Regions from separate parts of the Homo sapiens genome. Here region 2 is linked to region 1. Evidence: chromatin contacts called from ENCODE Hi-C data. All regions are on one chromosome and are shown on one strand. Each heading gives the region's core, a stretch centred on a gene start or an enhancer-like site at or near the end of the contact. The rest is flanking DNA. Distances are from core to core; before and after follow the strand shown.

Region 1 (5,259 bases), core at 1,253-3,752:
TTCACCTACTCACAAAAATCTATTTGTAACCCCAGAATCAATACTAGCAGTGTTTTGTGTTCTTTCACGAACATGCATAGAGCAGGGACAAATTTAATCACGTCCCAGCTGAGGTAGAACAAAACCATGCTCTGCCTTCCTGGTTCAGCTCTCATATTGTAAACAAGTGGCCTTTTTTCAGTCTATTTATTGTCACCTGTTTCTGCATTTTTGTGCTTTTTGTTGTGTTTCACAGTTTAAAATGAACCCCAAGCACGGTGCTGAAGTGCTGTCTAGAGTTCCTAAGGCTGTGATGTGCCTTAGGGAGAAAATATATGTATTAGATAAGCTTCAATCACCCATAAATTACAGTGCTGTCAGCTCTAAGTTCAATGTTAATGAATCAACAATAATACTAAATGTGTCTTTAAATGGAAACACACATAAAAGAAGGTTATGTATTCATCAGTTAATGAAATTGTGACAAGGCACAGAAGAACCTGACCCTGTATTTCCCTTAGGGGGAATGGTTTAGTATTTGCAGCAATTTTATAGGATGTAACAATTGCAAATTATGAGAATTGATTGTATATTTCATATTTGATATTTTCATCATCTTCAGAAAGGATCAGATGGAAAGTTTAGAAGACATTAATATGTAGGGTTTCTTTAAAAATGAAATACTATATTATTACCATATATATTATGCTCACCATATCCTTTTCTTATGATGATTTTTAATTCCTTTTTTAAAAAATCTTTCTCCTAGTTAGAGAGACTTTTTAGTTAGTATTAATAATTATTTCTTACTATTGATAGGGTGCCACTAACAATATTTCTTAACATAAATCTCAAAGGAAAGGGGCTTTCTCAGAAGTCCTGGGAAGTTAGTTGGTGGCTGCGCCCACCTGCCCACATATGACTACTCTGCAGTGCTCCAAGAGGGGCTCATGACTTATCGGATGACAGCACAACTTCATGCCACAGAAAGAAGAGGATGCCCTTTAAAGGTAAATGCATCCAAATTCCAGCTTTACCAATTCAGGCTCATATAACCGAGAATGAGTTGTTTACCTTTCTGAGCTTTTCTGTCTCTCTTAATCTGTAAAATGAAGATACTGAAACCAACTTACCAAGGCAACCTTTTTCTTTACTAAAACCAAATCTAGAAACTCAAAATGTAGTCATGAAAGAAAAAGCTTTGTGGTAAGATAGGTGCGAAATCCAGCTGCTTTGGCATTTCCCCCAATTTTATCTTTCTGTGGGGCTGTCACACTTTTACTACCAGTGCTAGCATTGTGAGGGGTCCTCCAGTCTGGCTGTTCTCCTTAACTGATTTAAAGACCGTTACTCCCCCTTGTTTCTCTTTAGCACAACCAAGGCAGGCAGAAATCTCCCAGAGGCCTTCACTAACTATTAAGGGAGACAAAGTGTCAGGACATTGTGGAGGAAGCCCCTCTGGGGTGGTTCATTTGATGGCATCTCCCATGTGGAACAAGGCTAGAAACTAGAATGTAAAAAGTCCAGGGAAATAGAATAGGCATGCAAGGCCTGCACTATACTCTTCAAAACGGCATTTGGAGTAAGAAAGGCAGATTTTATCAGGGCAGAGTTCTACTCAGGAGTAGTTGAATCAGAAATCTGCAGTGTGTAAACCAGACTTCTGTTATTCTTTCTGTCTTTCCTATATTTGCATCCTTGCTGTTTTTATCATTTAATAAAGTCGTTTTAAAAGCAGCAACCTATAAAAAGCACAGTTCAGTTGTACTAAGGAACTCAATTTGGGATTTCTGACTACGTTTTAGCCCTAGTTTTAAAAGGTGTATAGCTAGAGATGGGATGTAAATATAGTATCAAGGGTAGAAAAACTAATGAGCAACACCCAGGATATTTGGAGAAATAGAGTTTGGTTATTTGGTCAGGCTTAATCCCCCATAGGAAGAATACCAAAGTGGTTGGCACAAGGGCTGACTATGACAATATATTAACTATGTCGTAACAAAATACCTCCAGAAGGGGCTGTTTTATATTTTGACAACTACAAACACACATGCTAAAATTAGATAATATTTTTTAAACTTTTTTATAAGAAACTTACCAAAGTTTTACTAGTAAAGGAAGAGTGATGTGCTCATTTTTAAAAATTGTATTCAGTAATTCCACTTATTCAACCCAAAGCATATCATGTAATATAATCACATAATTTTCTTATGAAATCTATAGTAGGAATAATTGCCCCTGTTTTACTGAAGGCAAAGAGATGTCATGTGTATATTTTTAAATCATGGGTAGATTTAAAACTAAGACTGGAAAGTTTTGGCTCCTATACACACTCAGTGCTAATAAAACTGGTTGGACGAATTAATGTTATTGACTGAATTTTACTGCTCCCTAAAACATGTCACATTTCATGATTTTTAGGTCTTAGAAAATCTTCTCAGAGCTCACTGCAAGACAATAAAGAAAAACACTTCTGTAAATAGTGTTAAATGACACGTGGGGCCAGCAAAATCAGGGAAAAGGGAATCATGGCCTCCAGTTTATTTCCTGATTCAAGAAATGACTCACTGTGTAACTTTGTAAATGTTGCTTAACCTTTTAGCATTCCAGTTTCTGCAGCTGAAAAACAGGGATAATATTTGTCTACCATACAATGGTAAATGCTCTGGAAATAAAAAAAAATTAATCTTGTATCAAGGGACAGTAAAGCTGGTTTTTCATGTACTTGAGATATCACTGACACATTCACAAAGCAGTTTCTGCCAAAGTTGTATGGTTAATGCTTCCAGATCACCTCCCTAAACACCACATTGTGCACTGAACTCTTTTTATCCCGCCTTGAATCAGAATTGTGATCGCCGTGGGGTGTGTTCTACATGACTGATAGGCTGCATTATGCAGGATGTATCACCCGCCCGTGCCAGAGTGCTTTCTGCCTGGTTGTCAGGGAAGACAAGAGTCAACAGAAGGAAAAAGATCCATACAGTGGGAATACACTTTCTCCCTGAATTTTGATCCTGGAATATATGACTAAAAAGACGAAAGAGCTCCTTTCATTTGCGGTCTTCCTGCCACAAGATACAACTGTTCTGTTTCCCTCATATTCTGGATACCATAATTAAGGGAAAACATCTCCGTTTCCTTTCTTATGCTTTGCTTATTATCTTCTTCCCATCCTTATACATTTTTTTTAAGGATAGTTATGTAAGATGATTGACTCAGGCTCTTTCAATATCTGTTGCTTGACATATGAATATCTTTCCCCATTATTCTCATCAGTGGCAATAATTACAGCTATTAAACTAAAGTCTCTGTGTCACTTCAAATGGCTTTCTTCTAATGTCATCTATTGCTGATATGGAGCTGTGCTTTCATGTGACAAATTCCAATATACCTTAACCAGGTAGGAACAGAATGTTATTACAGCAAAGATTTAACAAGCAGGCAGTATCAAACTACATGACTCTGTTTTTGCTAAAGTTCTCCTTCTACCAGAATCGTTATAAGATCCACACCCAAAAAAAGGGCAATGGAGCTGACACGCAGGACTGGAGAAAAACAGGACTCCAAATTGAGAAGGGGTGAGGAGGAACAGGGCTAGTTGGAAAACAACTGAGATTTTGCATTGAGAAAACAAAGCATGTTTTTCTAAATGTAAACACTTTGAGAGGAAAAAATAATGTGACTTTTCTCAAACACCATGTGTCCATTTAAACACAAAAGGACACTTTCTAACTTTGTATGGAGCTGCGATTTATTGCCACTGCTTTCAGCGCTCAGTGACTGCCCTCCTCTGTTAAGTGATAGTTGGATCTTTTTCTTTGGTTTTACTGCCCATCACTGCACATCAGAAGAGACATTAACGTTCACATTCGAGTGTCAAGTCTGGATGTCTCAGCATAAACCGTAAATCAGTATACAACTAGAAGTAAATAAAATGGGAAGGCTAGTGTGGATTGGGTATGATATCAAAATGTTTATTTACTGATACATTGTATAATCTACTCAGAACACTTAGACAAAGCTTCAAGTACAATTTTGTTCCATGTCAGCATTTTCTAGCCTGCTTTCCTTAAAACATGAGATATTATTTGCCATTGCCAAAATAGTTTCACGTTTGAGAGTTGCTGCTTACTATATACATCTCTCTCTCAGAAACTCATAATATACATTTGCCAAATTTTGCAGAAAGCAGTAATTTCTTTACTCAGTCTTCCCCAGAATTACTTAACCAAAGAAACACTCTTTATAGATTTATTTTTTGGGAGAATATCTAACAGAAGTTCTCAGACCCTAAGACACAGTTTGGAAAATACTATACTGTACTTGTATTTTCCAGCCCCTTTAATGGGGACTTGAAGTTCTGACTCTACTCTTTTATCAATGATTCCTTCGACATATTCTAAAATGTATATTTATATTTTAAACACAACTAACTTCCCTATTAGCAGAGACCTATTTTAGGTGTGACCTGGGAAAGGATTAACTGCAATTCCTTTTTCTTCTGAATCTTCCTTTAGAGAATTTGTGGGCAAGCAGCTTCCTCATTTTGGTGGTGAGCAAGCATAAGGTATTTGTTTAATTGAATCAGAGTAGACTAATGTCAGAAACTTCTGTTTCCTACAATATATTCAAAAGGGCAAAAATAAAGAGTTGGTTTGATTATTTTTTCTTTTCTTTTATGTATTCTGTTTCAAGAGCACCTGCCAACGATAAAAAGATGGACGGACAGTGAGGTGTTTTATCTGTTTATCACATGTTTATCTGCCAGTCCAAGTCCTTTGAATGCTGAACTGTTCCAACTGCACAGGTGTCTAAAGATGTGAATTAGAAATGAGTTTAGGCAGCAGATGCTGGAATGTCGTTGAACAGTTCGCTTGAAGAAAACAAAAATAAAAGTATACAAAGTTCATAATACTTTCCTTGGTGAATATTAGGATTTTTGTTTTCATTTTCTCTATGCCTTCCCCCCAATTCCACTCTCTCCCTGTTTCCATGTAATCTGAGTTTCTCTTTTTAGCTTTTCTGGTAAGTATGATTTTGCCTCCACTTTCTCAGATATCATCATAGTATCATAAAGTCTTGAAAGGCTTACTTTCATAGACATTTTTCTCCCCACAACTCAAATCTTTCCTTCCAAGGATGCATACACTTGAGTACCTGAGTGAGTCTCATGTACCTTGGAGATACTCTGTTTGAGTGCTCACATTCTCAAGTGTCGCAGTCCCCATTTTAAAGGTAGAGGATAGAAAATGGAGACTAGATGACTTATGTATTCTC
Region 2 (5,320 bases), core at 1,928-4,427, 100 kb after region 1:
TTGTGTTATCCTCTCCTCCCTGAAATAACCAAAGCAAAGATTTTTGTCTCAATCACCATTTAATCAGGATGTCCCACAATGCTGACACTAGAATGTCAGAATCTGTTTGAATATTTTTATCCTAATAGATATATATACAATGAATAACAATTCTTTAACAATTCTTTTTATTGAATCTCTATTATTCATATTTCTTTTAAAAAGTCCATGCTTTTTGTATCCTCAGAGACAATCTATGACTTACAGCATGCATCCAGAATGATGCCAACATTGGGCGTATCAAAGAATATCTAAGGGTTCGGAAATGAAAAGGGAAAGTCTAAATATATGATATTTAATCTTTTCAGTTCAAAATCATAGGCTGGATGAAAAAACAAAGATTAAAATATGAAATAAAGATCCAAATATGAAACATCTTGAATGTAGGTTGCTGCATTATTTTTCCAATGCAGAATTTTGAAAAAAAGAAAAATTATCTTCATTCCAGATAAAATACGAAAATAATTAACCCATTTATGCCTGAGGTTGAAATTTTGTTTTAATTTTTGCAATCAGACCTTGGCGATGACCTTGAGCAGTAGGATATAAATAACTCCCACATGCTTAGCGTTCCAATAATGGGACACTAGGCATAAATGTTAATAGGTTAAAAAAAAAACAGCTAAAAACCTGACACTAATGAAAATTTTAAAACAGATTACAAAACTGGCCAATAGGCTGGACCGTTTCTCTTCTGTATGACTATTTTTTAAAGAAATTAATATTTTCTATTTTACATGTTATTTCACTTTATATATCATCATATTTTGAGATGGTGACCACTATCAGTCTTTATCTCTCATATGTATTTGTGTGTGTTGGTGTAAGTGTGGTGTACACAGAATGTCAGAGAGTAAAAAAGAATAATGAAGAAAAGAGATGGGTATTTATTTCATGAACTGAAACACACCATATATATTTCTAATACATGGGAACTTGCCTTTTCCTATTAACATCACCTTGCAAAGAAACAAAAGCATTTGTAATGCTTACCCACAAACTTTTGTGGAGTGGAGCTTTTACGTTTTCCCATATTCCCCGTGAGCTTCTCTATGACAGCAGGTCTCTCAAAAGGCACCAGAGAAATATTGTTGTCCATAATAGGCTCTTGTTCCTTACAATCTTCCATAGGAGGTACTATACAAAACCATAGAAAAATGCAATCTGATAATTTCTTCAACATTTTGGATGATACAAAGCTGGATATGCCATCTCGATATGTGTTATAAAAGCTAGTATGCTTCAGTAGAAGCAAGTAGAAAGAATACCCTCTAGTGTGAAAGTATACTCTTTAAATTTGCACACACACATATACACCAGAGGATTTGTTTTTATTTGAGTCTCTCTTAAATCCATGACATACATACACTGTTGCCACTATTGGTGGCAAACTTGTTCATGTGGTTTCTCATCTTATTCCCCTGAAAGTGTTTTTAGCATTGACTAAAATCAATACTACTTTTAAGACTGCACTATTTTCAAGGCTTTTAGAGTTTATTTTTAAAAAACAATTTAAGTAAGTCAACTTGTTTGAGAGAAAAGCTTAAACAGACATACAAAATAACAGCACGGTATTTAACTGTTTTTCTTAACCCATGTATTTTCCTGCAGCGTATTTTCTATTTGATGAGCTGTTAGCCTTATTGGCAGTAGCTTAAATACCTGCACCAAGCAGCCCTCATGAAGAAGAGCCAATTCTGAACATGTCTATGCACAGTAAACTGTGGCAGCTTTATGATTGTAATTTATTTTAAAAAGAGCTCTTCAGCAGGAAGAAGAATCCATTTCTAAATTGGCACATTGGCTCACTAAACTACTGCCCTAATTCATTTGACATATACTCTCCAATGCTGTTCCCTATTCATCCCTTTTTTCTAAGTTGCTATGGACTAATCTGTTAGCCCTTAGACACTGACATTCATAGTGCAGACAAAGAACTTAAAACAGTTGTTTTTTGAGTAGAAATACTGCCCAAGGATGTTTAATTAAGGATAGGGTAACAACTCAGACAAGGCGAATCAGTTGATTAAAAACAGTGTTCTCAGGAAAGAACATAACTTATTACTTGTTGTTTATTGTTGCTTTCTCCAGTTGCACTTGTGCCAGTACTGTTTGGAAACCTAAAGCTTTCATTTCTTAGAATAACTTTACTTGTTCAGTATGCCCTGTAAAAATGATTTACTCTGATCCTTTCATTTGTATAAGATAGTCCCACTGTGTACAAAAAAATGTAGTCTCATTTATAAGGGGATCCTCTTGGCAGACACAAAAATAAGTGAGAAAGCAAGAGATGAAAGGTAGGAAAATTCAGTGCACAATTCAGTTGATGTATTTAATAACCAATAGGTTACCAATTTTGAAGAAAATGAAACATAGTGTGAAAAAATGTTTTCATGATTTGGACATGTTTAAAGAAATCAACATTCCATCCAAGTTTTGATTAACCTATAGATGGGTCAAAAAAATTGAATTGTAATCTACATTTAATAAGAAGTCCTCTGGCTATGAATAGCAAGGGATTGTGCAATTATTAGATGTTAATTTGGAAAAAAGTTTCAAGGTGAGACTGAGGAACAAGGAAACAGATCATTGTCTGCACTATATCATTAATGATGTTATCACATTGAAAAAGTATGTCCCAAGATATTATGTATAAAACATTATATTCTCTTTTAGTAACAACTAAAAAAGTGACACAAAAGTAAAAGAGTCAACAAAAAAGCAAAGAATTTCAAAAACATTCAAGGATGACCAATTCACGTAAGGGGAGTCAGAAGAATGGCACAGTGGTGGTGGTGTGGTGGAGAACCAGGTAATGAGATACAAATTGTGGTCAAAATCTTAACTTTTTGTTTGGATGATGGATTTACAAGCACTTACTACATTATTAGAAATAACAATAAAACTAAAAAGCAGTCCAAGTATGGACCAAAGATGAAAATATGTCAGACCAAGATCCAAAATGAAAGAATTTGGCAAGAAAAAAAAAATGTTGTTGTAAATTTTGCTAAAAAACTAGCAAAACTGGTTAACGGGTTTGCCCCCAAAATTAAATATGCTAATTTGTTCTGAAATGAGTAGTCCAAAACCTGGCAGTTTTGCTCTAAGTTTCACCCTGAATTTTCATATTTGAACGCATTTAACACTCAAAACGAAACCTGGGTGTGGGAACTGTCCCACACCACATCCACCTCAATTCAGATGATTTGTCCCGAGTTCAATGAAGCTCATGTGAACTGAAAATGATGATTTTGGCAGAGTTCTGATCTAATTTCTACTTTACAATAGCCCTTTTCATGTCAAAAATTGATCTTGTTTCTACCACATCGGCAATAATAATAACTGACGTATACTATGTGCTGTGTGCTGTTTTAAGGCTTTGCATTTAATAATTAATTTAATTCATCCAGAAACTCCATGAAATAGGTGTAATACCATCTTCACTGTACAGATGAGAACAGAAAGACCCAGAGATGTTAAGTAATTTCCTCAGGGTTTACATCTAGTTAGTAGAGAATGTTATTACTACTAGGAGTCTGGCTCCAGAGCCTGGCTCAACCATTACGCTATACTACTCTTTGTAGAGGTATTTTGAGCATTGACTTTTTGTAAACCAGTCAGACATATTTGTAAGGTCTGCCATTGGGTAAAGACCTGATACATTTTTCCTTAATTATGTAACCAATCTGATTTTGTTTTGCTTCATGGATCTGGGTGCAACTCATCAAAATATTTCTGTGTATACATTGCTAGAAACATAAAACAAATTCTCTAGATATCTCAATAATGCATTAATCACATAGACATTAATCTGGGCTAAAGATATACCAATAAGGTAACTTCCCCTGTTTGAACAAACTTTATAACCAAACATCCTCTTTGACCTTATATTTGAGGTTATAACCAAGATAAAAACATAATTCCATTAGATCACTGTTTCATCACGTTGATAACCATAACGGCAAAACCATAAGTGTATTCCCAATGTATTCTTTTGAAAAACCAAACAGTTCACCCAAATTCAAATTCCAAGTCTGAGGGACCTAGGTTAGATCACATGTCTAGCTCCTGAGCAGGAGAGGGCAGAGTACCTGGACTGAGGGTCCCACCACAGCTACATGCAACAGGAAAGTTCTCTAAAGGTAAATGGGCACTCTTGTTATCAAGAGAAGGAGGAAGGGATGTCAGGCAGGCAAAAACAACAGATGTCTTCTATATTGTTGCAAATTTTCTCCGTGTTACCCGATCTAAAAAAAAAACTTTACAGTTATCTTAGTTATTTTCTTGACAGCATTTGGCAGTGCTGACACTTGCTTTGGCTTCTGTGAAATCACTCTTTCCATGTTCCTACTCTGCTCTTACTCATCTTCATGAAATTTTTTTCCTGCTAGTGTGTTCTTGGCCTTCTTGATGTCTCACTCTGTACTTATCCGTATTGCCTTATTAAAAACTACTACGTTGGGCCACTACATAAATTATGATGGATCCTGCATCTTTGTTTCCTACTCAGACCCCTCTCAAGAGCTTGAGATCTATATATTTAACATCTTCCTAGACAGTTTTATTTGCCTATTTCATGGAGACATAAAAGAATATAGTAAAAGAAGTAAAATCTCCATTTACCTTTCTTTCTTCTATTTTCCTAATTACCATATCACTGAATGACACTACTAATTACCATATCACTGAATGACACTACTATTTACTCCATCAGCCATGCTGGTCACCTGTGGAAAATCCTAGATTTCTTCCTTTCATCCAGTCTTCTGCCTCTCCTCCTCCCTACCACATCTCTTTACAAACACACATGGAGGTACCCCAAGTGTTTTAGATGCTACATTGGTAGTTGTTCACATATGTTGTTCTTTCTGCAGGAAACACCCTTCTCCATTTATTAGTTCACATTTTTGCTTTTTAAAACTAAGCTCAATCCCGGGAAATTCCTCTTGGATGTTCTGCTGATTTAGGTATGTCCTCTCTGTCTCCATAATGCTTATCACATAGTACTATAATTGTTGTTTTACTGGTCTATCTTCCAATAGCTGGTAAATAACCTCAGGGGTTGCATTCTGTTGTATTTGTGTCTCTAATACCTTTTATGATACAAGAGAGATATAATATTCAATGGATGTTCACTGAATGATGTCACCCAATAGAAATAAGTCAAAAAAGCTTATTCCAAAGTTTGGGGGTGCCCAATAATGCCTCTATACTGTGAAAAAGAACCTCCCTTTCCTAAACAATTCAAAGCATAAACCTAACAATATATATAGATTTTAAG

What was found. Hi-C counts contacts between places; a loop is a spot of excess contacts on that map. Pooled maps may share reads with other maps.
Region 2: a pooled map shows a loop between it and region 1 (11-fold over the local background). The contact joins two enhancer-like sites. A Hi-C loop is called at or near these places in 2 of 168 maps with a recorded cell type or tissue (PC-3 and PC-9), 3 of 37 single-sample maps with no recorded cell type and 11 of 50 pooled maps.

What each region holds. Positions count from the first base shown.
Region 1 is chr2:212,910,074-212,915,332 of GRCh38, forward strand. No RefSeq gene overlaps it. Among named protein-coding and RNA genes, the nearest start is that of MIR4776-1, 14 kb to the right of the region's middle. Within about 2 kb of position 2,503, at least 7 of the 41 ENCODE cell types and tissues checked have a DNase peak (open chromatin) inside an H3K27ac peak, as active enhancers do.
Region 2 is chr2:213,012,759-213,018,078 of GRCh38, forward strand. It overlaps IKZF2 (IKAROS family zinc finger 2), which reads right to left. Exons shown (of 9, transcript NM_001387220.1): 8 at 1,033-1,176. Among named protein-coding and RNA genes, the nearest start is that of MIR4776-2, 89 kb to the left of the region's middle. Within about 2 kb of position 3,178, at least 2 of the 41 ENCODE cell types and tissues checked have a DNase peak (open chromatin) inside an H3K27ac peak, as active enhancers do.